2 separate regions of the Homo sapiens genome follow, and region 1 is linked to region 2. The links are chromatin loops, found by intact Hi-C in ENCODE. Cell type or tissue: HCT116. All regions are shown on one strand. Region 1 has its middle 12 kb from the start of DEFB112. Region 2 overlaps RHAG (Rh associated glycoprotein).

The links. Peaks named below come from ENCODE experiments on the same cell type or tissue, not always from the same donor. Only the 100,000 strongest peaks of a DNase experiment are listed, where the experiment ranks them.
Region 1: a loop joins it to region 2, with 11 times the contacts of the local background. A loop is called at or near these places in 1 of 110 quality-filtered maps.

Annotation. Positions count from the first base shown.
Region 1 is chr6:50,059,307-50,064,306 of GRCh38, forward strand. No RefSeq gene overlaps it. Among named protein-coding and RNA genes, the nearest start is that of DEFB112, 12 kb to the left of the region's middle. In HCT116, a CTCF peak has its summit at 2,938; a DNase peak (open chromatin) is centred at 2,885.
Region 2 is chr6:49,621,275-49,626,274 of GRCh38, forward strand. All of the region lies in intron 1 of RHAG (Rh associated glycoprotein), which reads right to left. Among named protein-coding and RNA genes, the nearest start is that of RHAG, 13 kb to the right of the region's middle. In HCT116, a CTCF peak has its summit at 1,973 (motif pointing right); a DNase peak (open chromatin) is centred at 1,937; H3K4me3 peaks cover 988 bases; H3K27ac peaks cover 507 bases.

The DNA of each region.
Region 1 (5,000 bases), 440 kb after region 2:
CTGCCAGAAAAATGTGACCCTTATAGGAACAAATTGATCCTGAATTCACAGTCTGTCAGTGCCTGAGGTTAAAGAGATTTGCAGTTATATTTCCAAAGGTCTATAGTGCCAAGGAGACCTGAGATTGGTCCTAGGAAGTGGGAAGAACCACTCAGCTCCAAATGAGAAAAATAAACCACTAATATAATAGTCATAAAATTAAGACGCAAAGTCCAAAAGGGAAAATAGACCAGGTAGGTGCAGAACATCACTATGGAGACCAGAGGGACAAGAAGATGGTACTGTGAATCCCAGGGCCACTCCTTTTCTAGCATGTGGTCACATGAGCCCTCTTTCTCCATAAAGACAGATACAATCTTTGTGTTGAGCAGAAGAAAGGAGTACCACTCTGAAAGACTAAGCATTTTCCTACTGAGATATTCTAACTTACTATCTAGGGCTGAGTTATCCAAAAGGATTGGTAGAGAATGGAGCTCCCCATTATTCAGTAGAATGATATTTTTAACATATGCTATATGAAATATAAAGAAAATATATTTGTACACCTTAGTGCAATGTGAGCAAATGTGTGACTTTACAAGACAATAACAAAGGCATATCAGTGAACTGTCAAAGCTCAGAAATTTGTAAACCTTCTGAAAAGTGCCTTGTTATCAAAAACAGCCTAAAAATCTTTAAGCTTCCACATGTTAAAACCTACTATGATTATTATATTCAAAATATTGCTAACAAATTTCAAAAAATAAAATATGCTTCCTTGTCCAAGAATATAGGCATTATATAATTTATTTTATTTTAATATTATAATTAATTAAAATATTTAATTGTAGTTAAAGTGAAAAATGTTAGCTAAAGAAAATACCATTTTCAACTGAAATTTCTGCAAAATAATTTCATATTATACTGTTTTATGAGAATTTACGATGCTTAAATAATTTATTTTTATTTCATACTCGATAGTGTTTTTTCTTTCAGTGTGTTAAACTATGTTCTTTGCTGTTTCCAATAATTGCCATCATATTTTGGTTTCACCAATCTTCTCTCTTTTATCTTTAATGCTACTTTCTCTTTTCAGTATAACGCCATTTTCTTCAAAGTAAGGAAATGAGAAAAAGGTGTATTTAATGACTATTCTAGGTAAGGAAGTACAAAAAAAAGAGGAAGGACTTTGAGATTCAAATAAAAAAAACCTAGACCAAACTCTACATCTAATCTGTTGATGTTATGAAATGTCAAAGAACTTTAAAATAATTGAGAACAACACTTAATTAATATTCAAGGAAAAGCTCCAGATTCTAAAAACAGTAGGGCTGAATCCTATCGGTTGCTGCATGGAACTACTTCTTATTTCCCATATTTAAAAAACTGCAAAGAAAGGCTTTTCCAAATGTTACTTATCATTGAAAACTTGACATTTTAATTTGTGAGACCCTGATCATATATTTTAAACAAATTATATAGTTTTGTGAACATATTAGAAATAAGGGGGGAAGACTTCTTGGATTGTTCCTCTAAAGTCAAACACAGATGGAGTAAATAAACCTCTCTCTAACATCTTTGACTCAAAGAAATCCATTCACTGACAAATGAGTTATTTTCCCTTATTAATAGGGGTAGTATGCTAATAATGGCTTATGAACTAAAAACAATCTGCTCAAGACAAGTTTGAATATCTAGAGACTCACAATTGTTACATGAAATGAGAGTAAAGCTGTATATGCCCTTCCTTTGTCAGAAAGATCAAGTGTCTCAGAGCATTTAATTTAAAAAGAAAAAAATTCCACAAAACACAACAACACTATTTCACCAGTGGAAATGGCTCTGGAGTCTTCCATCAACTTCAAGAATTAGTTTCAAAATGTTGTTTGCTTTCATTCAGTCAGCTACCAGCATGGAGCAGACCACCTGCTGTGAAATAAGGGGGTAGCGACCAACAGTTATTATAGCAGTAGCCATAAGTTTATTGCTTATTGGTACCAAACTTAAATCTTAGTAATTTTGAATTACTGAGTTAGCTTAGAATTATGGAGATGCACAATCATTTAGAATGGCATTCATTCCAGAAGGGTATATTATCTAAACCAATTTTCTTATAGTGATGCAATTGCAATACCATAGTTACGGTTGTATCCGCATTTCCATTATAAAGTCCTATTTTCAGGGTTTTATAATTTGGCCATAAAAATTCTCTCCTTGTAGGAACTTGGCAAACAAGGTCTGAGGCATATAACTGAGTTGTTGTGGGTTATTTTATTTTTTTACTGAAATTAAAAACACACATACATGTTTGATCTGTTCAGCCATTTTACACTTTAACTCTACAAACAACAACAAAAAATACACCAACTATATGTAGACATATGAAAATTTTTGGGGAAAATAACAATTAACCAAATCACTAAGTTGGTGGAGATGATCAGTTTTTATTAGTTACACATTAAGTTCCTGTGAGAGTGAAAAAACCAATTGTTTAGAAGTAGGTTTGGCAGTGCACGTGAAAGTCTCACCAATGTTAATAGCAAACCAATGACTGAGGCAAGTCCTTAAATTTCAAGTCTCAAGTTTCTCATCTCTGAGGTAGAGATAATTACACATTCTCATATAAAGTTATAAGAATCCTGTAAGCAGCAATAACGAGTTTGAAAATTTTAAAGTGCTCTGTAATCATGCAATATTACTTTTTAATTTATAAGGTTTTCTTCCAAATGTATAAATCGTATTGTCCACACTGCTTATTTAGATTTGTTACACATTCATAGCTCTTCCCAAATATAAACTCCTGAAGTAGAGTGTCTCTATCTTTGTTCTCATTGTGGTACACAAATATATGTTGAATCCATAACTAATTTATATTTTCTTTCAAAATTAAAAGTGTTTGCCTGACTTTATTTTGCTATCAGCATGTCTAGTTGGAATTAGTCTACCCTAAAAACATGACAGTCGCCCTCTTATGGTCGACAGAGAGTGTGCACATTGAGTGCCAAGGAAGGGCCAGAATCCTGCCTTTATGAACCAGATCCATAAGAATTTATCTAATTTATAGAGTATAGAAAAAAAATCATAGGTCATGAAAAATATAAATTATTCAATGTAAGAGATGGAGGGCATTTCTAAGCATTGTAGCATGGTAAGTGATGAAGAACACAAACTCTGGCAATAGACTGTTTAGGTTCAACGCTGCCTCTACTACCTGAAAGCTTTCTCTAAATTAAGAAGATACCTAACAACTCTACAACACAATTTTCCAACTATGATATTGGGAATCATTGTAGCAATGGCTTATGATAGTTATTGTAATAATTACATGAGACAATCCATGGATATTCTGGCTCATATTAGGTATTTAGAAAATGTTAGCTATCTTTATGCTGTTCTTTCTGTGGTCCCATATGAATATAGTATTCTTTCCGAAGTTGTTGTTAATGATAAGTAACCTCTTTAAAATTTTTCTTTGTTTCAATAAGCTTAAATAAATCTATTTTTTTTGTTGGCTGTGTCTTGCATTAGTAAGGTACTAATACATGACAAAACTTACCTTCAAAAATTTATAATTAATCCTTTCACTTATGATATAAAAATAAAATAAAAAATCATGGGTCCTGGGTTAAGCACAATATACAGAAAAAACAAACCTAAAATTTATATGGAACTTCAAAAAACCCAGAAGAGCCAAAGCTATCCTGAGCAAAAAGAAGAAAACTAGAGAAACCACATTACCTGACTTCTAATTATGCTACAAAGCTACGCCAAAATAGCATGGTACTGGCATAAAAACAGTCACATAGACCAGTGGAACAGAATGGAAAACCCCAAAATAAATGCATACATCTACAGTGAACTCATTTTCAACAAAGGTGTCAAGAACATACATTGGGGAAAGGATAGTGTCTTCAATAAACGGTGCTGGGAAAACTGCATATCTATATTCAGAAGGATGAGACTACAAGGCTATCTCTAACCATACACAAAAATCACATTAAAGTGGATTAAAGATTTATATCTAAGACCTTAACCTATGAAACTACTATGAGAACACATTAAAGAAACTCTCCAGTATGTTGGGCTGGTAAAATATTTGTTGAGTAATGCTCCCAAAGCACAGGCAACCAAAGCAAATATAGACAAATGGGATCACGTCAAGTTAAAAAGCTTCTGCACTGCAAAGGTAACAATCCAAAAAGTGAAGAGGCAACCCACAGAATGGGAGAAAATATTCTCAACTCTATAGGAAAAAAAATCTAATAATCCAATTAAAAATGGGCAAAAGATCTGAAAAGACAGTTCTCAAGAGAAAACATACAAATTGGCAAACAGGTGTATGAAAAGGTATTCAACATCATTGATCATCAGAGAAATGCAAATCAAAACTACAATGAGGTAACTTCTTACCTCAGTCAATATGGCTTATATGCAAAAGATAGACAATTACAAATGCTAGAGAGGATGTGGAGAACAGGGAAGCCTTGTACACTGTTGGTGGAAATGTAAATTATTACAACCACTATAGGGGACAGGTTGCAGAATCCTCAGAAGACTAAAAATAAAACTACTGTATGATCCAGCAATCCACTGTTAGCCGTCTAACCAAAAGAAAGGAAATCCTTATATTGAAGAGATATCTGTACTCCCTTGTTTATTGTAGCACTATTCACAATAGCCAAGATGTGGAAGCAACCTAACTGTTTATCAACAGACGAATGGATAAATAAAATGTAGTACATAGACACAATGGAGTACTATTCAGCCATTAAAAAGAATGAGATTCTGTCATTTGCAACAACATTGCTGGAACTGGAGGAAATTACGTTAAGTGAAATAAGCCAGGCACAGAAAGACAAACTTCACATGTTCTCTCATTTATTTGTGGGAGCTAAAACAATTAAAACAATTGAACTCATGGATAACAGAGGGTAGAATAATGGTTACCAGAGGCCAGGAAAGATAGAGAAGTCAGAAAGTGGGGACAGTTAATTGGTAGAAAAGTATAGTTAGATAGAATG
Region 2 (5,000 bases):
AAACCCTAAGCTCTCAATTCTCTCTGGAAAATGCTCTTCTTTTGCTCAAGATCATAGCTCTTCCTTCGGGTAGTCTGGACACAATAACTGATTCACATGAGCAACCGCTTGTCTCAGAAAAGGACCACCTAAAACTGGATAATCCTAGCTTCAGAGCCTCCTGAAGGGTCAGCTGAGGCCTTCTCCTTCTCTGCCCAAATTCTTTCCCTCAGGTGTTGATCCTTAAGGTGTTGATTCCCATCCCATACCTACCCAGGGTACCCTAGAACTGAGATTTTACCTGACTCGCTGATGGGCATTTGTCAATTAATATCAACCTGTTTCCCTTTTTGCTTTTTGAAGTAGAGATAATCACATATATTCATTTTTCTTTACACATTGATTTGTCACCCACCATTTAATTTTTGTATGTAAAAATTTGATCTAGATCATAGAATAAATTGGACAGGAACTTAGGGGATATGCATGATTCTTAGTATGGTTTTAGTAAACCTTTATGGGACTCAGTTATCTTTTAAGGAATACTTGGATTACATGATGTCTAAAGTGTCTTAGCTCTACAATTTATTTTATTTTGCATTTAGGTCAGGACACTGAGACACAGAGAAGTTAGGTTACTTGTTTATAGTCACAAACTAGAATAAAAATAAGGACTCAGTTTTTTTCATTTTGTTCATTTTTTTTAATTACACAAAGTTTTTCCTAACATTCTTTTTTTTTTTTTCTTAGAGCACTCTGGTTCTGCCTGTAATTTATTGGTTTTAAACTGTGCAGTTACCAAATGATATGGTTTGGCTCTGCGTCTCCACCCAAATCTCATCTTGTAGCTCCCATAATTCCCATGTGTTGTGGGAGGGACCTGGTAGGAGATGACTGAATAATGGAGGCAGGTCCTTCCCGTGCTGTTCTCTGACAGTGAGTGGGTGTCACAAGATCTGATGGTTTTTTTTTTTTTTTTTTAGACAGAGTCTCATTCTTGTCCCTCAGGCTGGAGTGCAGTGGTGCGATCTTGGCTCACTGCAAGCTCCACCTCCCGGGCTCAAGTGATTCTCCTGTCTCAGCCTCCCAAGTAGCTGGGGTTACAGGTATGGGCCACCATGCCGGACTTGGTACTTTTAGTGGGGACAGGGTTTCACCATGTTGGTCAGGCTGGTCTCGAACTCCTGACCTTGTGATCCACCCTCCTTGGCTTCCTAAAGTGCTGGATTACAGGCGTAAGCCACCGCGCCTGGCAATCTGATGGTTTTAAAAACAGGAGTTTCTCTGCACAAGCTCTCTCTTTGCCTCCTGACACACCATGACACCCAAGAGGTGACTTGCTCCTCCTTGCCTTCCACCATGACTGTGAGGCCTCCCCAGCCATGTGGAACTGTAAGTCAAATAAACTTCTTTCGTTCGTAAATTGCCAGTCTCGGGTATGTTTTTACCAGCAGTGTGAAAACGAACTAATACACCAACTAATTCAAGAAATTGTTTTATCTAATTTCATAATTTCTGTTAGTGGAACAATTATTCTGCAGATTTCACCCCCCTTCCCCTTTGATGGAAAACCAGACTTTTTTTTTTTTTGTTTTGTTTTGAGACGGAGTCTCGCTCTGTCGCCCAGGCCGGACTGCAGTGGCGCTATCTCGGCTCACTGCAAGCTCCGCCTCCCGGGTTCACGCCATTCTCCTGCCTCAGCCTCCCGAGTAGCTGGGACTACAGGCGTCCGCCACTACGCCTGGCTAATTTTTTTTGTATTTTTAGTAGAGACGGGGTTTTCACCGTGTTAGCCAGGATGGTCTCGATCTCCTGACCTCGTGATCCGCCCGCCTCGGCCTCCCAAAGTGCTGGGACTACAGGCGTGAGCCACCGCGCCCGGCCATTGAGACATTTTATATTGGGGTAAAGAAATTTCATATATTAACTGTGCTTCACTGTTTTTCCCTCTTCTGATGTAATTCTTGTTACTGCTTTTCGCCACAAGGGGGCTTAAGAACCTCATTTATTATTTAAATTAATGAGAGCTTAAAAGTTGTGGAGGCTCTTGACAGATAATGATTCCGTGTGAAATATACGAATAAAAAGGTTTATAAACAACTAGGATTATTGCATTATCATTTATCCTGCTTTAAGAGTTTGTGGGTGGGGACCAGGGAGAGGGCCACAACTATAGTTGTGTGGTGCAAGGCTCTGCCACTAAAGGAATACAGTGTCCATTTTATAGAAGAAAAGGAATTTCTTTAGGGGTTCGCACTTTGGAGAAATCTTCCAACAGGTTTTAAGGATTGTCAAGTCTTGTCTAAATCAGTGATTCTCAACAAGAGGTAATATTAACCCCCAGACTACATTTGACAATGTCTGGAGACATTTGTGGTTGTTGCAACTTGAGGAAGTAGAGTGGTGCCGCTGATGTCCTGAGGGTACAGACTAGGGATGCTGCCAAACTTGCTGTGGTGAATAGGACAGCTTCCCACAAGGAAGTATTGGGCTCAAAGTGTTAAGGGTGCTGCTGTGGAGAAACCCTCATCTAAATCAACTATGCTTTTAAGGATTCATAGTAAGCGGTGTAAAACTTTAATTTTCTTTAAACATTTTAGACCAAAACAGAAAATGCTGGCTTGATTTACTTAAAAATTTCTGCCCAGCAGCACAGCAAATTTTGCACTCTGTTTTGGGCCAAGATAGCAGCGGGGAGGGAACCAGGTGCCTACATTTTCCTTGCTCCCTTCTCCCATTCCTTGCTGCCCCCTGAGATCATAGCAACTCAGTGTTTTTATTTCAAGCATTTTCCTGAAAGTTGTTAACAGAAAATAAAAGAGAATAGTGAAAAGTATAAAAGCGAAGAAATCTCAAGGCATTAGAATCCTACACTGTTCTTAGCGTTCCCATCCTCCTGGCTGTGATAAGTTGTGTCTTTCACATTTATTTATTACTTATTATTTTTATTAATTAATTAATTTATTTTGAGATGGAGTCTCACTCTGTCTTGCCTAGGCTGGAGTGCAGTGGCGCAATCTCGGCTCACTGCAGCCTCTGCCTCCTGGGTTCAAGTGATTCTCCTGTCTCAGCCTCCCGAGTAGCTGGGACTACAGGCGTGTGCCACCACACCTGGTTAATTTTGTATTTTCAGTACAGACAGGGTTTCACCATGTTGGCCAGGTTGGTCTCGAACTCCTGACCTCAGGTGATCCACCAGCCTCGGCCTCCCAAAGTGCTGGGATTACAGGCATGAGCCACTGTGCCTGGCATCTTTCACATTTAGAGAGGCATCACACTGATCAAAGACACTGTATTAGCTCTATGCTAGCTAGTAGTTTATATTCCATTCTAATTGTTTACTAGCTGTGTGTCTTTGGATAACCAGTGATTTCCTCATCTGTAAAATGGGACTAATACTTCATAAGGCTCCATGAGGGCATGTGTTTTATTTACCTCCTCATGTCTCCAGTATCTGGTACAGAGTGCATGTGAAATATATCCAGAATAAACATGTAAACTGTGGTGTACATCTAACATCTAACACACTTTTATGTTTTGATATTCGTGTATATTAAGGACTATCACATGTAGGATCAATCTTCAGGGAGACCACAATATTTAGCCGTTTTCAAATAGCCAAACCTGTTTCTTTGCTATTAGTTGATGACATGCATAAAACCCCCCATATTATCAGCTGTGTAAAAATCAATTTTATCTCTATGTGTAAATATGTGTTTGTCTGTATATATCTTTATATATTTTAAGCTCACAGTGCCTTATCTTGGAAAACATCAGCAATTGCTTTGAATTCTACAATTTTTGTTTAGAATACAGGGATATAAGATCACTCACCTGATGTTTTCACTGAGTGAACTCATTTTCCCACAAAGAATACATTCTCACCCTTTAAAAGTTGACTGATGTTAGTGAAGACCAAGAAATATTTTGGCAAATCTGTTGGAGACAATCAATCCATGTAGACAAATGTGGCCTAAATTCCTACCTGATAAACAATGCTGCCTATAGAATGTAGTGGTTAAAACACAGGTTTTGGAGGCAGACAATCTGGGTTGGAATCTGACTAAGCTCTTTCATTTACCAAACATTTGACCTTGGGCAAATTGCTTAATCTTTTTAAACCTCAACTTTACCATAGGTATTTCTTCTTAACATGTGTATTCCAAGGGTAGTTTTGAGGATTAGAAAATAAATACACGATAAGTTCACACAGTGCCTATGACAAATTAAGCATCATTATAATCAGTGGTTTTATTATAATTTAAAATTTGTTCTACTTTTCTGCTAAAAATAAATTTGGATTTGAGGTTGGTAACCAGAACCTGACAGGATACAATTTCACCATCATCATCACCATCACCACCACCATCAGCAGCAGCAGCATCCTCAACGTCATCTCATTCATTAGTAGAGTTTAATTTATGTTGTTAATTTTGTTCTATTCTACCTTTATATCTTGCAATAGGATATCTTGCAAGCCCTAATGTGTTACTCTGTTCTCCCAGTTCTAATAAAGACATACCCAGGACTGGGTAGTCTGTAGAGGAAAAAGGTTTAATTGACTCACAGTTCCACAAGGCTGGGGAGGCCTCACAATCATGGTGAAAGGCAAAGGAGGAGCAAAGTCATGTCTTACATGGCGGCAGGCAAGAGAGCTTGTGTAGGACAACTCCCCTTTATAAAACCATCAGCTCTCAAGAGACGTATTCACTATCATGGGAACAGCGCAGGAAAGAGTGGCCCCCGTGTTTCAATTACCTCCCACTGGTTCCCTCCCACAACACATGGGAATTATGAGAACTACAATTCAAGATGAGATTTGAGTGGGAACACAGACAAACCATCTCATTTCGCTCCAGCCCCTCCAAAATCTCATGTTCTTGCATTTCAAAACCAATCATGCCTTCCCAACCGTCCCCCAAAGTCTTAACTCATTACAGAATTAACTCAAAAGTCCACAGTTTCATCTGAGACAAGGCAAGTCCCTTCCACCTGTGAGTCTGTAAAATGAAATACAAATT